Linked DNA regions of Homo sapiens: region 2 is linked to region 1. The links are chromatin loops, found by intact Hi-C in ENCODE. Cell type or tissue: body of pancreas. All regions are shown on one strand. Each heading gives the region's core, and the rest is flanking DNA. Links, peaks and the distances in the headings are about the cores only.

The links. A loop is a pair of places that touch in the nucleus more often than their neighbours do. Peaks named below come from ENCODE experiments on the same cell type or tissue, not always from the same donor. Only the 100,000 strongest peaks of a DNase experiment are listed, where the experiment ranks them.
Region 2: it touches region 1 in a loop (2.4-fold over the local background); 71 of 110 quality-filtered maps call a loop at or near these places.

What each region holds. Positions count from the first base shown.
Region 1 is chr20:32,898,417-32,908,133 of GRCh38, reverse strand. It overlaps EFCAB8 (EF-hand calcium binding domain 8), which reads right to left. Exons shown (of 27, transcript NM_001143967.2): 11 at 9,511-9,641; 12 at 1,505-1,572; 13 at 1,140-1,291. Among named protein-coding and RNA genes, the nearest start is that of EFCAB8, 44 kb to the right of the region's middle. RefSeq lists an enhancer at 889-1,389. In body of pancreas, for the core only: a CTCF peak has its summit at 5,469 (motif pointing left); a DNase peak (open chromatin) is centred at 5,463.
Region 2 is chr20:33,091,285-33,101,001 of GRCh38, reverse strand. BPIFB4 (BPI fold containing family B member 4) reads right to left here. Exons shown (of 18, transcript NM_182519.3): 11 at 8,344-8,544; 12 at 5,849-5,902; 13 at 3,215-3,385; 14 at 509-576. Among named protein-coding and RNA genes, the nearest start is that of BPIFB4, 16 kb to the right of the region's middle. In body of pancreas, for the core only: a CTCF peak has its summit at 4,847; a DNase peak (open chromatin) is centred at 4,841.

The DNA of each region.
Region 1 (9,717 bases), core at 649-8,648:
GCACCGTCACACCCAGCAGCAGAGAGGCTACTCTTGTGCTCAGATAACCCAGGTACACAGTGAGTGAGGGCCGGGCACAGCTCCACCCCCAGCCTGCCCCCAGGCCTCCACCCTGTTGGAGCAGCTGAATTCACTGGCTGGGTACAAAAGCCAAGCCAGGCAGCACATGCTGGCCCCAGGCCCTCCCTTGCTGCCACTCCAGCCTGGGACACAGTCCGGTAGTGGCTACCAACATAGTTGCCACAGTGGCCTGCCTGTCCCCAGAGGGGCCCCTCCCATTCCTCCCAGGTGGAGGAACTTTCCCTAGAGGGCCCCACAGAAGTCCCTCCAAGACCCTGACTTCTTGGAGGCATCCTCTGCCCATGGCCGACTGGGGACCTCAGCGAGACTGTCCCTGTCCCCATGCCCCAGACTCAGACCCTTCATCAGAGGCGATGATCCCAGCTCCCAGGGCTTCTGGGAAAATTCCAGACAGGAGGGTGTGTGGATATGTTGGAGAGGGTGCTCCAGGTGACCCTGAGGGCCCTGACAATTCTCCATCTCCAGAGTTCCAGAAAACGTAACCTGTCCCCTAAAGGAGGGCCCCCAGCACTGTGGGCCCACAGCCCAGCAGACGGGGCAGTATCCTGAGCCTACAGCTGCAGAGGAGCACAGTGGCGGGTCCCAAGTGGGAGCCCTGGCATGTGGGAAAGGCCAAGCCCAGCCCTCATGGCCAGGCAGCCGAGGAGGGGTCACTAGAGCAACTGAGAGGTGCAGATCGAGGGCAGGGGCAGCGCAGGGGAACGGCTGCCATGCATTGCACAACTCCCCTGTGCCAGACACTGCACTGCTGTTTTGCTGCTGGTTCTCTAAACCACTCAACAGCCCATTCTATGGATAGGGAGACTGAGGACTGAGGCTCAGAAAAGGGAAGGACTTGCCAGGGTCACAAAGTTAGAAGCCAGGCTGGGCTACCTGGGAACCCAGCTCTGGGGACATGCTCAGAGGTCCATGGCCACCCTCACCTTCCTCCCACCCGGGGCCCCTCCTGCTAGGCCTTTGGCCAGATGTGGGGCCGTGGGCAGGGAGGTCATGCCATTTCTCTGGCCAGTGTGTTTCCCTGAGGAACAGAAGGAGTCAGGCGGACCGTCGGGGCGGACCTTGTCCTTGGAGACACTGATGAGGATGCTGTTGTTCCTGCTATCCACAAGGATGTGCGTCACTGAGGTCTGGTGTCCCTTCATCAGCCACACGGGCCTCTTTGAGACAAAGGGGTTCCACAGGCGGATGAAGGCATCGTAGCCACCAGTCACTGTGGTCAAGACGTGGGTGTCAGTCCCAGGGGCCTCCACTGGGGACCTTCACCCACTGGTGAAGGTGGTGCCCAGAAGTGGGGACAAGAGCAGCAGGAGAGGAAGCCAGACAGAGGCCAGATGCTGTGCAGCCCTCTCCTGAGCTCTGGTGGTCCCCCCATCCCCAGCAGCCCTCCCCCCAGCAGCTTCTGGGTGACATGAAGGTGACTTACCCAGGAAGTTCCTGTCTGGGCAGTAATCAAAGCAAAGAATCCCTTTCCTTAAACGCAGCACTGACAACCTACAATATCAAAGGAGTGAGGGCTGCAGGGCCGGGAGCAGTGGCCCCAAGAGAGCGTCTGAGACTGAGCCTGGGGTGGGAGGAGCTAGAGGCAGAGCCTCCCAGGAGGCCTAGGGAGGAGTCACTACCTCTCCATCCTAGGAGAGGAGTAGCCCCAGAGACCACCCAGGGTTCACCCTGCAGCCAAGTCAGGGCTCAGCACCACAGGCAAAGCAGCAGCCCAGTCCTGGCCCCAAACCAACAGCCCACAGGCCAGATGCCACCTTCCAGGTAGAGACAGCTCCCAGGCAGGAGCGACTCCTGACATTTGTAAAGCATTTGGCCTCATTCCAAGGGCAAATTTGATTTTCACATCAACTGTACTGGGACAGGCATCTTCCCATCCATGATACAAATCAAGAAAAAAGCGGGGTTCCAAGGGAGGGACAGAAAGGAAGCTCCCGGGTGCCCCACCCTGGCTACGTGTGGTCCCCATGCAGGGTGCTGTCTCCTGCATCATCTGGACATCTCATACAATGCCCAAGAATAGAACTGCCCTGCGCTAGGGATAGAGACACCAAAAGGAAAAGTCAAGGAGCTTCCCCAAGGTCACACAGGTTGCAAACAATGGGGGTTATGGGGTTTAGGACATGCTACCCCAAAATATGGCATCTTGGCATTTGAGACAACAGCAGAAGCAGCAGGAGGGCCACGCTTGCCTTCCCCTAGCCTTCTCCCTGAAGCAGGTCATAGAACACTGATTCCATAGGTGCCCACTCTATACCTATACCTAGGGGAAAGGAATGTCCTTTTTTTTTTTTTTGAGATGGAGTCTCACTCTGTCGCCCAGGCTGGAGTGCAGTGGTGCGATCTTGGCTCACTGCAACCTCCACCTCCCAGGTTCAAGTGATTCTCCTGCTTCAGCCTCCAGAGTAGCTGGGATTACAGGTACACACCACCACGCCTGGCTAATTTTTGTATTTTTAGAAGAGATGGGCTTTTACCATGTTGGCCAGGCTGGTCTGGAACTCCTGACCTCAGGTGAGCCACCCATGGCCTCCCAAAGTGCTGGGATTACAGGCATGAGCCACCAAACCCAGCCCCAATGTCCTTATTTCTGAAGACACAGGGACACAGAGGGGGATCTGGACAAACAGTTTACTGCCATCAGATGGTACTAGTCCAGTCGTCCTGCATGACCGTCCATTCTTCATCAAACTTCACATGAAACTACACAGGCGTCCCTGTCTCTTTGGGTTTTTTTCTGAAGGCTCCCATGTCACATGAAACTTAAATGTGCATGCTTTTCTCTTGTTCATCTGCCTTTTGTTATCAGGGTCTCAGCCATAAACCTTACAATGGGTGAAGAAAAAATATTACTCCTCCCGCACAGGGGTCAGGATTCAGACCTAGGGTGGATATGGCAGGAGGTGGCAGGAAGCTCAGTAAGCAGCGATCCAGGAGAGGAGAGGCTCATTAGGGCCGGGTGAGGCTCAGAGGGCTGGAGAGGCCCAGACAGGAGTTCCAGGAAGGCCAGGGCCCTGCAGCCCTCACAGGCCTAAGAACCGCAGATGCTCTGTGCCTATGCCCATGCCTCTCATCCACAACATCCTGCCCCGCCAGCTCCTTCTACTACACTCTTCAAAACTCCATTCTGGCCAGGCACAGTAGCTCACGCCTGTAATCCCAGCACTTTGGGAGACCAAGGCGGCCGGATCACCTGAGGTCAGGAGTTCCAGACCAGCCTGGCCAACAGGGTAAAACCTCGCCTCTACTAAAAATACAAAAATTAGCCAGGCATAGTGGTATGTGCCTGTAATCCCAGCTACTCAGGAGGCTGACGCAGGAGAATCACCTGGACCTGGGAGGTGGAGGTTGCAGTGAGCCAAGATTGTACCACTGCACTCCCAGCCTGGGTGACAGAGAAAGACTCAGTACCCCCACCCCGCCACCGCCTTAAAAAAAAAAAAAAAAAAAAAGCTCCATTCAGGTGTGGTGGCTCACACCTGCAATCCCAGCACTTTGGCAGGCACAGGCAGGAGGATCCCTTGAGGCCAGGAGTTCAAGACCAGCCTGGGCAACACAGCAAGATCCCATCTGTACAAAAAAAACAAAAATTAGCTGGGCGTGATGGTGCACCTGCAGTCCCAAATACTTGCAAGGCTGAGGTGGGAGGATTGCTAGAACCCAGGAGGTTGAGGCTGCAGTGAGCTGTGATCATGCCACTGCACTCCAGCCTGGGGGACAGAGCAAGAACCTGTCCACGAAAAAAACAAAAAGACTCTATTCAGGCCAGACACAGTGGCTCACGCCTGTAATCCCAGCACTTTGGCAGGTCGAGGCAGGAGGATCCCTTGAGGCCAGGAGTTCAAGACCAGCCTGGGCAACACAGCAAGATCCCATCTGTACAAAAAAATTAAAAATTAGCTGGGCATGGTGGTGCACCTGCAGTCCCAGCTACTTAGGAAAGTGAGGCAGGAGGATCACTTGAGCCTGGGAGTTTGAGGTTACAGTGAGCTCCAGCCTGGGCAACAGAACGACACCCTGCCTCAGAAAAAAAAAACCCAAAAAATCCATTCAAAGGCATCTGTAGTAGGGCACCCGACCCCCTGACACAGTATGCCCTCCACTGAAGTCACCCCTGACCCGGCTCCTCCACCACTCCCGGGGGGCCTAAGCCAGGTGCCTGGGCATCAACCTGGACAACACTGTGGCTCCCATTATCCAGCCTGGCCCCAAGTCCTCCTTGCCTACTTCCCTCCACTCCCATGGCCACTGCTAGCCCAGGCCCCTGACTTTGCCGTATCAGCCTCCCAGCCAGTTCCTTCATCTCCAGCCTTGCTCCCCTTTAAATCATCTGTCCAGAGACACAAGGATTCCTCTAAAAATCAAAGCTTCAAAGAGAACAGATGGCAGTACACATATTTCATTTATTGCCAAACCAGATATTCCTCCCTCCACACGTATATGTGCTGCCGAAAAATGTTCTGGAAGAATGGTCACCAAAATGTTAGTAGAAATTATTTCAGGCCGATTTCACGTATTGATCAACAAAGATTTCCTGGCTCCTACTCCTGCCAGGATTACCAGGGGCACAGACACGAGGCTTCTGCCATAGGGGGTTTTCCTTCTAGAGGGAAACAACAGGAGGAAGTGGACACACAGAAGGGAGATGGACATTTACAAATCATGGCGAGTCCTGCAAGGGACATAAGCACATGGCTTTGACGGAGGACAACAGAAGGAGGCTCACTTCTGCCGGCCTCTCTGAGGAGGGTCCAGGGCAGCGGAGACCTGAAGGGTGAGAAGGAGTCAGCCCCGGGGAGCCCAGGGGAGGGGTGAGGCTTCAGCCGGAGGGAGCAGCCTATGCAAGGCCGGTGTGGTGGGCACCAGGTGGGCCAGGAGGAGAGGGCATGAGAGGACATGGGCGAGATGGGCAGGGCCCAATCCACAGCCCTGGCCAGGAGCCGTTGAAGGCTCCATACAGGGCCCTGGCTGGATCAGATTTGTTGATGGCCGTGGGTCAGGAAATGTGGCCTGAGGGGACACGGTGAGGCTGCTAAGAGGGCCAGGGCAAGCAGTTCAGGTGGGAGATGACGGTGGCTTCAACTAGGTGGTGGTGGCAGAAGTGAAGGAAGAGGGGACAGTCGGGGAGACGCCGGGGGTCAGTCCACACACTCAGCACCGGCTCCTGCTACCACACCCGCTCCGTCAGATTTGCTCCTGGCTCGAACCATCTGAGAACTCAGGTGAGGCTGGCTGCAAGGAAGCCAGACCCTCAGGCCCACACTGCCTTGGAGGCTGAGGCTGACTCCAGAGGCAGAGGTTGGGGTGCCAATGCCAGGCCCCACCCGCAGAGGATATGCCCTAAGATGGCATCGCCAAAACGGGAGACCAGCAAGTGGTCAATTGTGCCACCTGCCGGCCTGTACATTGCACTGCATGCAGACAAGAATGCATGGGGTGTGCCAACACTCCCAGCTAATTTTTAAATATTTTGTGTAGATGGGATCTTGCTGTATTGCCCAGGCCGGTCTTGAACTCCTGGCCTCAAGGGATCCTCCTGCCTTGGCCTCCCTAAGTGCTAGGATTACAGAAGTGAGCCACCGTGTCTGACCTGAATGGAGTCTTTTGTTTTTTTTGAAGACAGGGTCTTGCTCTGTCACCCAGGCTGAAGGAAGGGAACATGTGTCTCTGTGTTTGTGTGTGTAAATATATTCTCTACCCTACCCCAAAAATACATCTCCAGTCCCTCCATCCCACAACACAGCCCAGCTCCAGGCCACCATCCTATGCAGCCTCAACTATTGCAATGGCCTCCTCACTGGTGTGTTCACCACCACCCCTGCCCATGGACACTCCACCTGCAACATATAAGCCAGACCACACCAGTTCTCTGCTCAAAACCATCCCAGAACCGTGCTTATATCTAGTTCCAAATATTGTAAGAAGATACTCTGAGGTACTTAGAGAAATATTAACGTGGACTAGCTACTAGGTGATATGGAAGAATTATACCATTTTATCTATTTTTGTGTGTGTTTGAAACATTTTATAATGAAAATATTAATTTAAAATTAATTAATTTAAAAAACAAGGCCAGGAGCGGTGGCTCACGCCTGTAATCCCAGCACTTTGGGAGGCCGAGGCGGGCGAATCATGAGGTCAAGAGATGAAGACCATCCTGGCCAACATGGTGAAACCCCGTCTCTACTAAAAATGCAAATATTAGCCGGGCATGATGGCGCGTGCCTGTAATCCCAGCTACTTGGGAGGCTGAGGCAGGAGAATCGCTTGAACCCGGGAGGTGGAGGTTGCAGTGAGCTAAGATTACACCACCGCACTCCAGCCTGGGCACTGCAGCAAGACTCTGTCTCAATCAATCAATCAATCAATCAGTCAATCAATAACAAGAGCATACCACAGACAGCGGAGCTGTGCAAAGGCCCTGGCGCAGGAGCACGCCTGAGCCTGAAGGCCAGTGGAGCTGAGTGGGCAGGTGGAGGCAATGAGGTCAGGAAGGCAGCAGGCCCGGCCCACAGAGGCCCTCCTGGCCCTGGTGAGGTGACCCCCTGATATCCTCCTGCCATCAGGACTCAATAAAACAAGATCTGAATGAAACACATATCTTATACACCAAGCTTGTCCAACTCACAGCCCATGGGCCTCATACAACCCAGGACAGCTCTGAATGTGGCCCAACACAAATTCATAAACTTTCTTATAACATTATGAGACTTTTTTGTGATTTTTATTTAGCTCATCAGCTATTGTTAGTGTCAGTGTATTTTATGTGTGACTCAAGACAATTCTTCTTCTTCCTATGTGGCCCAGGGAAGCCAAAAGATTGGACACCCCAATATACACTAAGTGATACCACCACCAATGCAGACAGATAGCCTCAGCAAACAGCTCCAAGCAAACTTCTGCCACACGGCCCCATTCAAAGCACTGAACCCAAGACTGAAACTTCCCCTTCACGTCAGACATTCCCGGAGGCCCCTTTTTCCGGCCTGCAGGGAGCTCCAGGACTTGTCTAGAAATGTACACAGTGCACTGTTTGGTTAAAAAGGCACTGGACGGCCGGGCGCGGTGGCTCATGCCTGTAATCCCAGCACTTTGGGAGGCCGAGGTGGGCGGATCACGAGGTCAAGAGATCGAGACCATCCTGGCCAACATGGTGAAACCCCATCTCTACTAAAAATACAAAAATTAAGCCGGGCATGGTGGCTCACGCCTGTAATCCCAGTACTTTGGGAGGCCAAGGTGGGTGGATCACAAGGTTGGGAGATCGAGACCATCCTGGACAACATGGTGAAACCCCGTCTCTACTAAAATATGAAAAAAAATTAACCGGGCATGGTGGCGCACACCTGTAGTCCCAACTACCTGGGAGGCTGAGGCAGGGGAACTGCTTGAACCCGAGAGGCGGAGGTTGCAGTGAGCCGAGATTGTGCCACTGCACTCCAGCTTGGCAACACAGTGAGACTCCGTCACAAAAAAACAAAAAATAAAAATAATAAAAATTAAAAAATGAAAAATAAAAATACAAAAATTAGCTGAGCACGGGGGCACGTGCCTGTAGTCCCAGCTACTAGGGAGGCTGAGGCAGGAGAGTCACTTGAACCTGGAAGGCGGAGGTTACAGTGAGCCGAGATTGCGCCACTGCACTCCAGCCTGGTGACACAACAAGATTCCGTCTCAAAAACAAAACAAAACAAAAAAAGGCACTGGACATATAATGAGGCCCAAGATAAAACTCCAGCTCAAGTGTCTGCTCTAAGACAGTCACTTCCCCTCCCTAAGCTTCGGGTTTCCCATCTGTAAAATGAGGAGTTGGACGAAATTAGCCTTATCATCTCAGGATTGAAATTTCCCCTGAAAAACAACCAGGACAGAAAGGGACAGACATGGGTCTAAATGGCCCTCTGTTTCTGCCCCAACCCCACCCTGGCCTCACCCAGTCTCTCCCCAATACAGGCCTTAAATCTCCTGCTGTTCCCCCAAAAAGACTCTCCTGGGGCTCAATCTTCAGCCTGTGCAGAAGCAAAATGTCAGAGCCCCAAAGGCTCAAGGTAAAGACTAGGGGCCGGAGGAAAACTGCAGGGGCAAGAGCCACCCAGCAGGAAGACTCCGCGAGAGAACATACCTACCAGTTTATCCACAGTAAACGGCACAGTAGAAGCCACACAGTAAAAGAACAGAAGTGGGCCAGGCGCGGTGGCTCGTGCCTGCAATCCCAGCACTTTGGGAGGCCGAGGCGGGCTGATAACCTGAGATCAGGAGTTCGAGACCAGCCTGACCAACACAGAGAAACCCCGTCTCTACTAAAAATACAAAATTAGCCGAGCATGGTGGTGCGTGCCTGTAATCCCAGGTACTCGGGAGGCTGAGGCAGGAGAATCACTTGAACCCGGGAGGCAGAGGTTGTGGCGAGCCGAGATCGCACCATTACACTCCAGCCTGGGCAACAAGAGTGAAACTCTGTCACAAAAAGAAAAAAAGAAAAAAAACCAGAAGTGGTGGCTTTTGATAACTGGGTCAGGGAATGGCGATTGAATAAGGAGGGGGCCCCTCAGGACTCCAACCTTCTTTATAATGTTTTCATTTTTTACATGGACAATGCATTTAATACATACTTGTGTGATTAATTGGTTTTTCTTTTTTTTTTTTTTTTTGAGACGGAGTCTCACTGTGTCCCCCAGGCTGGAGTGCAGTGGCGCAATCTCGGCTCACTGCAAGCTCCACCTCCTGGGTTCACACCATTCTCCTGCCTCAGCCTCCCGAGTAGCTGGGACTACAGGTGCTTACCACCACGCCCGGCTAATTATTATTATTATTATTATTATTATTGTATTTTTAGTAGAGACGGGGTTTCGCCATGTTAGCCAGGATGGTCTCGATCTCCTGACCTCATGATCCACCCACCTCGGCTTCCCAAAGTGCTGGGATTACTGGCGTGAGCCACCGCGCCCGGTGACTAACTAGTTTTTCAAAAGAAAAGAAAAAACTTCACTCTAGGGTAGAGGAATCTAGACTGAAGGAAACAGATTGGAACCATCTGCAAAGAACCAATGCTGCCAGTTACTGAACACATACCACAGAGGATTCCCTCATGCAACCCTTCAGGAAGTGAGGTACGTGCTTTCACACCCTTTCACAGATGAGGGAACTGAGGGTCACAGAGGAGAAAGTAACTCACAGTCATCCCTTCATTCAGAAAACATTTCACTGACTGCCAATCACTCTGTGCTGGCTTCTATGCTGAGTTTTGCATATAGATTGGGAGATAAAAGAGGCTGCTGTGTTCTCACCGTGCTGCTGCTGGCAATGCTGGAAAAACTAAACCCCAGAGTCCATACACCAACCACCATCTGCCACTGTCAGCCCCCATGGTCCACTCACCACCCCCCTCCCTTCCAGCCCCACCGCCTTAGCCAGGAGAGAAGCACTTCTTACCTGGGTTTCTTAGAGGCTTTGGCTGGCAATATTGTCAGCACCAGAGAGGACTTCTCGATGGCTGAACAGGAGACTACCACATTCATCTGGGGGATGAACTTGACCTGCTCACACCAGTTGGGATGGAGAGCCTGGGAAGACAGTAGCAATGGTGGGAGACTCCACCCAAGGACAACTTTCTAGGCCCAGCCCCCAGAACATGACCAG
Region 2 (9,717 bases), core at 1,207-9,206, 190 kb before region 1:
ACAATCATAGCTCACCACAACCTCAAGCTCCTGGGCTCCTGCCTCAGCCTCCTGAGTAGCTGGGATTACAGGCACATGGATACCAAGCCCGGCTAATTTTTTCTAGGACTACACGTGTGTACCTATGCCCAGCTAATTTTTCTATTTTTGTAGAGATGGTGTCTTGCTATGTTTCTCAGTCTGGTCTCAAACTCCTGGCCTCAATCAGTCCTCCAGCCTCGGCCTCCCAAAGCACTGAGACTACAGGCATGGGCTACTGTGCCCACACCCCAGCATCATTATTACTGACTGTTGATTTTGGCAGTAGTTTCTTTCTAAGTTCACGGCTTCACCCACCTTGCCTGGCTTGTGACAGTGGTAATGGTAGGCATGAGCCATCGTCACCTTTGCAGCCCCTTGGGTTTACCCAGCCCTGATGGCCACACAGGAGACCTCTACCCGCTCCCTGGTGGCTCCTCCATGAGCAGCACCAGCACCGTCAGGACCCCAAGGCAGCATAGCCCCTTACTTCTCCAGCTTGGCATCAATCATGAGCTTATCTCCTTCTGTGGAAAATGAGGCCAAGAATTCTGTGTCCTGGAGGGAAAGGAAAGGAGAAAGACGTCACTGCCTTCATGTCTTGGCCAGTGCTTGCCAAAGGCTCATTGTGTGCCCAGTGCTAGCTAGGGCTTCGTTAACCCTGAGCATGATGGCAGGTTGTTCCCCGAGGCCTGGGTCAGACCTCCTTTTATAAGCATGAGACTCCTGGTTAACACTCACCATGTACTGGATTTGCACCACCTCTGGAGGGAAGGAGTTCGGAATAATAAGTTGCCAACATTAACTATCGTTTGCAAGTGAGTCACAGTAAGGGCTGAGTGAACACTTCTCAGTAAGGCAACAGTCACAGGATCCCCATGATTTATAGAGGGTGTTTACCAGGTGTCTCTGCAATGCCTCGGAGTGGGTGGGGAGTGGCTCGTAGCCTATGAAACTCACTTTAGATGACGAGATTGGGCATCACCGCTGCCAATCATAACTGTCCCATCCCCAGGAGAGGATATAAAAGGCCCAGGCTCATCTCTCTCTCTCTCTCCAAGTAGAGGCCTTTTTGTAGGAAAATCCCTTTTTCCTTCCCTGCCTCCCACCCAAAATAAATTGAATTTAAAAGTTGGCTTTATGAAAAAACAGTAAGCTCCTGAGAAATTCAGGTGATGTTAGTAGATAACAATGACCACGATGACTGGCCTGATGAAGAACTGGGGGCTCTGGGTGCACGTGCCAGGGGTGTAAGCTGGTGTGGGAAATGGTGTTTGGACTGAGGACTGAAGGGTATGTAGGACTTGGCCAGATGAAAAGAGGGTGGGAGAGTAATCCAGGCAGTGGGGAGGGCATGGGCAAAGGCCAGGAGGCAGGGAAGAGGTTGGCATTAGAGAGGTAGAGAGGAGGCCAGAGAGCAAGGAGGTAAAAGGGTTCGTGAGGCTGCAGTGAAAAGGGACCAAGCCAGGCAGAGCTGTGCGCTGGGGAGGAGTCAGGGCTGCATCCCTGGGACAGCAGGAGTCACTGCAGGGTGCTGGGCTGGCTCACACAAACCTCTGAGCTGCTGATGGAAAATCTCCACACAGTAGAGGCTGATTGATGGAGGACAGATTGGGACAGCCATTCCCACTCGTGGGCTAGAATCGACCCTTTAATCGACCATCTTATAAGGCCCACACAAGAACCCCCACACTCTGTGGCTTGGCATGCTCCAGCCTAGAGCACCTAATTCCCAACTAGAAGTGGCTTATTTGGTCTCAAGCTTTGGGAGTAGGAGGGACTAGCAGGAAGACAGCAGATGGGACCAGAGTCCCAAGTGTCTGAGTTCCAAAGCCTGAAGCCTTAATCATGGAGGGAGAAATGGCATTTAACACAGCTTAACACATTCCTGTGACCAATGTTTACTGAGCATCTACTGTGTGCTGGGCCCTAAGCTAGACCGTAGCCTAGGGTCTCACCACAGAGTGAGACTCCATCTCAAAGAAAAAAAAAAAAAAAGGAAGTAAGGGAGTAACTGTGCAGATACCTGGGGGAAGAGCATCCCAGGCAGAGGGAACAGCATCTGCAAAGGCCCTGAGGTCAGACAGTGCCTGACATGTTGGAGGAACACTGAGGAGCTCAGAGGTGATGAGGGGATGGTCATGAGGACTTTGTGGGCCATTGTCAGGAGATGGGCTTTTATTTCAGAATTGAAGGAATGCAGAGGAGAAACATGGTTCATTTTTTTTTTTTTTTTTTTGAGATGGAGTCTTGCTCTGTCACCCGGGCTGGAGTGCAGTGGTGCGATCTCGGCTCACTGCAGCCTCCGCCTCCCAGGTTCAAGCGATTCTCGTGCCTCAGCCTCCCGAGTAGCTGGGACTACAGGTGTGTGCCACCACATCCAGCTGATTTTTGTATTTTTAGTAGAGGCAGAGTTTCACCATGTTGACAAGGCTGGTCTCGAAATCCTGGCCTCAAGTGATCCACCCACCTCAGCCTCTCAAAGAGCTGGGTTCTCAAGTGTGAGCCACCATGCCTGGCCATGGTTCACATTTTAAGAGGATTCCTTTCTATGAAATAATTGTGAAAATTGTTGTATTTGTATCTGTCCCCTGCTAGGTACCAGGTACAAGAGAGCAGGCACCATCTGTCTCGTTTCCCCTTTCCCCAGTGTCAAGTAGAAAGCATAACACATAGTAGGTGCTCAATAAATATTGCTGAATGAATGATCAAGACTGGCTTGGCCACACACTGGGTATAGGCAACCTGTGAGAATAATATCAGCTAACACTTTGGCAGCCTTTAGGGTATGTCAGGCACTGCTCTGAGCATCTTACTAATGCCCTACTGCCATCCCCCTGTGGCAGAGGAGAAAATCAGTCTTAATTTCATTCAGTCATCACGACAACCCCATGTGGTATTTTTTCTCCATGTTACAGATGAGAAAACTGGGGCTCAGAAGGAAATGCCAAGCAAATTGTGCAAGGCCAGCAAGAGAGTTAAGATTCTAGTCTAGAGATAGGGAGTGACTTGTCCAAAGTCATGTAGCTGGAAGTGGTAAAGGCTAGATTTGGGTTAGAGCCTCTGGCCCCAAAGTTGGGCCCATAGTCATGATGGTGGAGATTGAGGGGATTTGAAGGGGTCTTTGGGCTCCAGGAGACCATGTGGCTCTGTCTTGAGGCCCAGCTGGAGGCCACCAGTACCTCCAGACACTCACCACGTCAATGAGGCAGATGGTAGTCTCCAGGTCTTTGGGCTGGGAGACCATGACCTCGGCAGTGGCCAACACCTTCACCAGCGCTTTGTCCTTCTGCAGCATCACAGATGGTGGGTTCAGCACCTGGATCCTGATGATAAGTGGGCAGGACTCGGGGTACTGCTGGAACACCTGTGGGCAGGCACCAGGCCAGATGGACAGGGCCCTTAGCATAGGAGGTACCCAGGGGGTTATCAGCCAACCTCTAAACACAGAGCACCGGGGTCTCATGTTGCTTGAGTCCAACAAACCACAGGCAAAGCCAATGACCCACTGTGAGAACTGGGCAAGGAGCTGCCCTCTCCAAGCCTTGCACATGGGGTTACTATGAGAAATAACTGTGATCATGCCGGCAAAATTCAGGCTCAATGCCTGACACCTGGAAATGCTTAAAACTTGGTACTGAGTGAAATGGGGTCTCCCAGAGATGCTGGCCAGGTGCTGAATGGACAGTCTTAATTTCATTCAGTCATTACAACAACCCATGGGGTATTTTTTTTTCTCCACATTACAGATGAGAAAACAGGGCCTCAGAGGGGAATGCCAAGGAAATTGTCCAAGGCCAGGAGGAAAGTTAAGATTCCAGTGCATGTCTGTGGGCTCAGAGCCCAGAGCCTCCCAATGCCTCTGAACACTGTTCCTGAAATGAGAAGTCCACGCCTGGGGAATCCCACAGGGAGGTCCCAGGCAAGGCACAGGCTGCCCCCGAGCCCGGATTGCTGGAGGGACTTGAGCTTGTTTGCTGCAGTTTGATTCCCTGAAAGCTAATTTACTAAAGGGACAATTCATAAAATGGCAGTTTGCCATATTTATCAAATGATTGACTTACCAAAAATACATACTTTAAGGAATATACTTCTTAAATATGTTAACTGACCATAGAGAAATGGGCAAAACCACAATATTACTTTCAAAAGAAACAGAAAGAAGTCCCCTCCCCTGGTGACTCCGTGCAGCCCAGGTCTCCAGGACACATTGCTGGGTCCAGCCTGAATCCCCCCTGCTGCAGTCCCAGCGCCACTGAGGACTCAGTCCCTATTCTACCCCAGCTCTGCTACTGCCTCATCATGTGACCTCTCTGAGCCTCTGTTTCCCCATCTGTAAATGGTGTGCTTCTCCTCTTTGGTCCTGTGGATAGAGGGAATGATCAGAACCAATTGAAAAAGTATATTCTGACTGGGCACTGTGGCTCATGCCTGTACTCCCAGCACTTTGGGAGGCCGAGGTGGGCAGATCACTTGAGGTCAGGAGTTCGAGACCAGCCTGGTCAACATGGCGAAATACTGTCTCTACTCAAAATATAAAATTAGCCAGGCATGGTGGTGCATGCCTGTAGTCCCAGCTACTCAGGAGGCTGAGTCAGGGGAATTGCTTGAACCAGGGAGGCAGAGTTTGCAGTGAGCTGAGATTGTGCCACTGCACTCCAGCCTAGGCAACGCAGCAAGACTCTGTCTCAAAAAAAGAAAGAAAAAGTATACTCTAAAAAACAATTTCATAAGCTGTAAAGTGCAGTGCACATAGGAAGTGACCCAGTAAATAAAAGGTCCAGTTGATTGAGGGGTCCACCTGCTGGCTGGAGCTGCCACTGTTACCACCCTAGAGAATGATCCTTCCGATGTTCAATTTGCAGCCACATGAGGGCAATAGTGACCACGTGTTGAGTTTGTTCTCCCCCTAGAGCCTTTGAATTCCACCCAGGACTAAACAGGGCAGGCAGAAAAGAGGTGAAAAATGTCTAAAATGGCTATAGATTGCAGCCATCATTCACACCTGCATAACACTTACTAGGTACAGAGCCCTTTGCTTCCAGGTGCAAGGTAATAGGCCCAGAACCAGACATGGGACCAGAACTGGGGTGGGAAAGGCCTTTGTTCCAACTCTATATGGTCACTAATTGGACAAAAGCACACTTGCTTTTTTTTAAAAAAAGAAGTAATGTGTAATTATTAACAACAGCAATAATAGTTCATGTTGATCAAATGCCTGCTCCTTGCCTTGGTGCAGACTCCAGGTCCACAGCCACCCTCTGAAGTGAGCATGGTTACCCCGTTTTCCAGATGAGAAAACTGAGGCTCAGAGAGAGGAATTGTGCATCTAAGGTCATATGACTGGGATGTGCTGACTCATGTCTGTCTGTTCCAAAGGCCTGGCTTTTCCCTCTAAGCAGCTGTGCACCCGAGTGTGCCTGGCCCGCGTTGACACCTTTACATGCATCATCTCATTTACCTTCCTATGATAACCTATGGAATAGGTATCAGCAGCCTTTTTTGACAGATGAGGAAGCTAAGGCTCAGAGATGTTAAGACTCTTCTCCAAAGTCACACAGCAAGGGAAGTGGCCAGGCTAGGATTAGGCCTATGCAGGCTGGACCACCTATAGAATTCAGGGTCTTTCCACCTCAACCCTCTGTGTCTTCCCCCGCCCCCACCCATGGGGGTCTAGCCTGCAAGCCCTTGTCACTGTCACTGCACTCCCAAGCAGGGGTTCGGGGGAGAGCACCCCACCCCAGCGCTGAGCATCTTCCCTTCCAATCCAGTTTCTCAAACAAGATAGAGAATGAGGCTGAAGGCAATGGGACCTGCCCACCTTACATACCTTGGGGATCAGGGCTCCCAGTGTGGCTGTGGTAAGTGGAGGAAGCTCTTCAAACTATAGGACAAGAAGAAGGGCCACGTGAATCCTGGAGGCTATCGGTACAGACAGGAGTTGCTAATACAGTGATTAAACTCCTACATGCTTTACAACACCCAGCAGGGCGTCTTCGTCTTCTCTCCCTGAAAGACCCCTGGGGAAGTCCTGCCTACCCAGCCATCATCACCATACGCAGATCACCGTAGCCAGTTTGTGGTTAAGTGACCTGGGCTGACTTAAGCTGACCAAGGAGTGTTTCAAAGAACAGCAGGCAAAACCTGAATATTTCTCCTCTAAAAATGTTATTCTTGGGCGAGAACGGTGGCTCATGCCTGTAATCCCAGCACTTTGGGAGGCCGAGGCAGGTGGATCACTTCAGATCAGGAGTTTGAGACCAGCCTGGCCAACATGGTGAAAATCCCGCCTCTACTAAAAATACAAAAATTAGCCGGGCATGATGGCACATGCCTGTAATCCCAGCTACTTGGGAGGCTGAGGCAGGAGAATTGCTTGAACCCAGGAGATGGAGGTTGCAGTGAGCCAACATCACAACACTGCACTACAGCCTGGGTGACAGAGCAAGATTCTGTCTCAAAAAAAAAAAAAAGAAAGAAAGAAAAAGAAAAGAAACAAATGTCATTCCTTATTAAAACAAGGAGACCAGCATCAAGTCCATTTGCATAACTCAGTGTCCACTAAATTCATGACCTCTGTCATATCCTTGAACCACCTGTACTATTATTTACTTAGCATTTTTAAATTGGCTTGCTTCTTAAGACCTCAAATACTCAAAATGGAAAGCCAGTACCACTTGACACAAAGAGATGGCAACTGTAAAACCAAATACAATAAAAACAAAATAATGCCATTACCTTCTGCATGGATATCATTGTCTGTGGAGAGCTTTGGGCATGAGCTCTGTTCTCTCTTAGTTTAAAAGGGGACAACGACAAGTGCAAGAGAGGGCTAACTATATACGGACACCAAGTGGAGACTTTTCTCTTAATGGAAGCAAGTGTTGGCATCATTTGTATGATGGTTTTGTGCAGAATGTCTTGTTCTTAGGAGATATACAGTGAAGTTTATGGAATGAATTGTCATGATGTCTGCGAAAGCTCAAATTGCTCAAAAACAGATAAGATAGATGGATAGACAGACAGGGAGACAGACAGAGAGACAGACAGACAGATCAGACAGATAGATTGATAATGGGTGAGTGGGTGGATGGATATATAAATGGATGGATGGATTGGTGGATGGATGGATGGATGGATGGATGGATGAATTGTGAAGGAATGCATAAATGGGTGGATAGATGGGTGGATGGGTGGGTGGATGGATAGATAAATGGATAGATGGATAGGTGGATGGATTAGTGGATATGGATGAGTGGGTTGATGGGTAAATGGGTGGGTGAGTGAGTGGATAGGTGGATGGATGGATAGATGGATGGGTTGATGGATGGATGGTCGGGTTGATGAGTAGATGGATGGATGGGTTGATGGTGGATGGGTGGGTGGGTGAGTGGATAGGTGGATGGCTGGATAGATGGATGGGTTGATGGAAGGATGGGTGGGTTGATGAGTGGATGGATGAATGAGTTGACGGTGGATGGGTGGGTGAGTGGGTGGATAGGTGGATGGATAGATAAACAGATGGATGGATAGATGGATGAATTGGTGGATGAATGGGTGGATGGTTTGATTGGTGGATGGGTGGGTGGGTGGATGGATGGCTGGATGGCTGGATAGATAGATGGAAGGACTGGTGGATAAATAGATGGATATACAAATGAATGGGAGGGTGGGTGGATGGGTGGATGGATAAATAAATAGATGGATGTATGGGTGGATGAATGGGTGGGTGGATAGGTGGGTTGATGGGTGGAGGAGTGGGTGGGTAGGAGGGTGAATGGACGCATAGGTAGATATGAAGCAACTGTGGCAAAATTTTAACTAGTGGATCTAAGTGAAGGATATATGTCCATCAGTTGTAGCATTTTGCAACTTTTCTGAAGCCTTGAAAGTTTTCAAAAGAAAAAGTTTGGAAAGAAAATGACTGGAGCATGCCTAAGGGTGATATTTTGTTATGTGTCATTTTGTTACTTATGTATTAGTGTTTACCAAATGAAAACATTCTAAACATTTATATTGAGGTTCATATATGTGAATATATGTTATGCTTTTAAAAAACAATTGAAATAAAGTTAAATAAAATTGAATAGGGAGCAACTTTCTCATCGTGAGATTTGGTCTGTGGACCACCTGAAATCCTCCCAAGCACCACTTTGGCAAGTACTGACGTAATTGACGCACACCCATGAGCTGGAGGTGAGTCAAGGGGTGGACCATCTGCAGTTCTCACTTCACAGCAAATTCCCCAAGTCTGTGGAGACTGAGAAGGGTCACTGGCAGCTGTCTGCTGCCCAGCCACCTCCCCCTGGTGGGGCTGTGACTCACCATGCCATTGGTGATATCCAGGTCTAGAGCATGCTGCTTCTGCAGTAGAGTCAGCACTGAGCCCAGGAAGTTGGCAGACATGGCCAGCTGGGACTTGGTGTTGTCACCCATGGGAGGCAGCTCTGGCATCGGCTTGGGAGACACAGCTGGCCACCCCAATGGGTAGTCGATGAGTCCTCCTCCAGCCTCCCCAACCAGCGTCTGGGGGAGAAGAGAAGAAAGGGGTCACAGGGAGGGAGAAGATGGAAAGAAGGGGACTGAAGGCTGGAGTGAGGCCCTGAATCTGCCTCCAGGCAGCCATTTTTGGTTAAACCCACTGAGTCTGAGTGGCTCTTTGATGCATGGTCCCCACTCTCCTCCAGTTTATGATGCAGTGGAACCTTTCGCAGTTCCTGCTTCATGGTCACTTACAATTACAGCCATGGTATGACAGATCCTCTCCAAACTCAGCCCTGCAGTGATGAACTAGCATATGTATGCATCTGTACAATGCATATCTACCCTCTAAAGACCAGACTCCTCTCCACGGTCTACAAGGTGCTAGGTGATCTGCTCCAGGAGACCTCTCCAGCCTCCAAGCCACTCTGTCTCTCACCTTCCCGCTACACAGCCACCAGGGCCTTTGCAGTCTCCCCACAACACCACTACCCCCACCATGGAGCCTTCCCACAGGATATTCCCTTCCCCACATTCTTCTTTTGTTAAGTTCCACTCATCTGGCAGCTCTCAGCTCAAGTGTTACCTCCTCCAGGAAGCCCTCCTTGACTTCCCTGGGTGGATCATACACCCCCTGCTTTAGGCTCTGATAGCCTCGGATCCTTGATCACCGTGCTCATGACTTAGAATTGCATATTTGTTTGAGTGATTCTTTATGGCCTGTCCCCTCCAAAACATTCTAATCTCCATCAGGGCAGAGACTTTGTCTTGTTCATCACTGTACTTCCAGCACTCAGCCCAGAGCCTCACTCAGCCTCAGCTCAGGCATACAGCGGGTGACCAATGAATATCTCTTCAACAGATGTATGTTTATGAATATATTAGGTGTGCATGCACAGGTGCTGGAAATATATATGCATGCGCAGGGGCGCCTGTATACACGGGAGCACGGATGCACTCCTGCATCTCTGTATCTGCTGGAGCAAGTGTGGAGTCATCTGTGTTCATGAAGCCTAGGGAAAGTACATATGTGTGCGTGCCCCATACAAAATTAGGGGCCAGATGCAGGCCAGTGCTGGAGGAGCCAGCTCATACCACCTCACATGGTCAGATTTCACACATCTCTTCCCAACTCTGCATCCACTGACGTCATGTTGGTAACTTGAAGCTGTCCATGATGGGAGTTTTGATACCATGGATATTGGCCAATGCTACAAA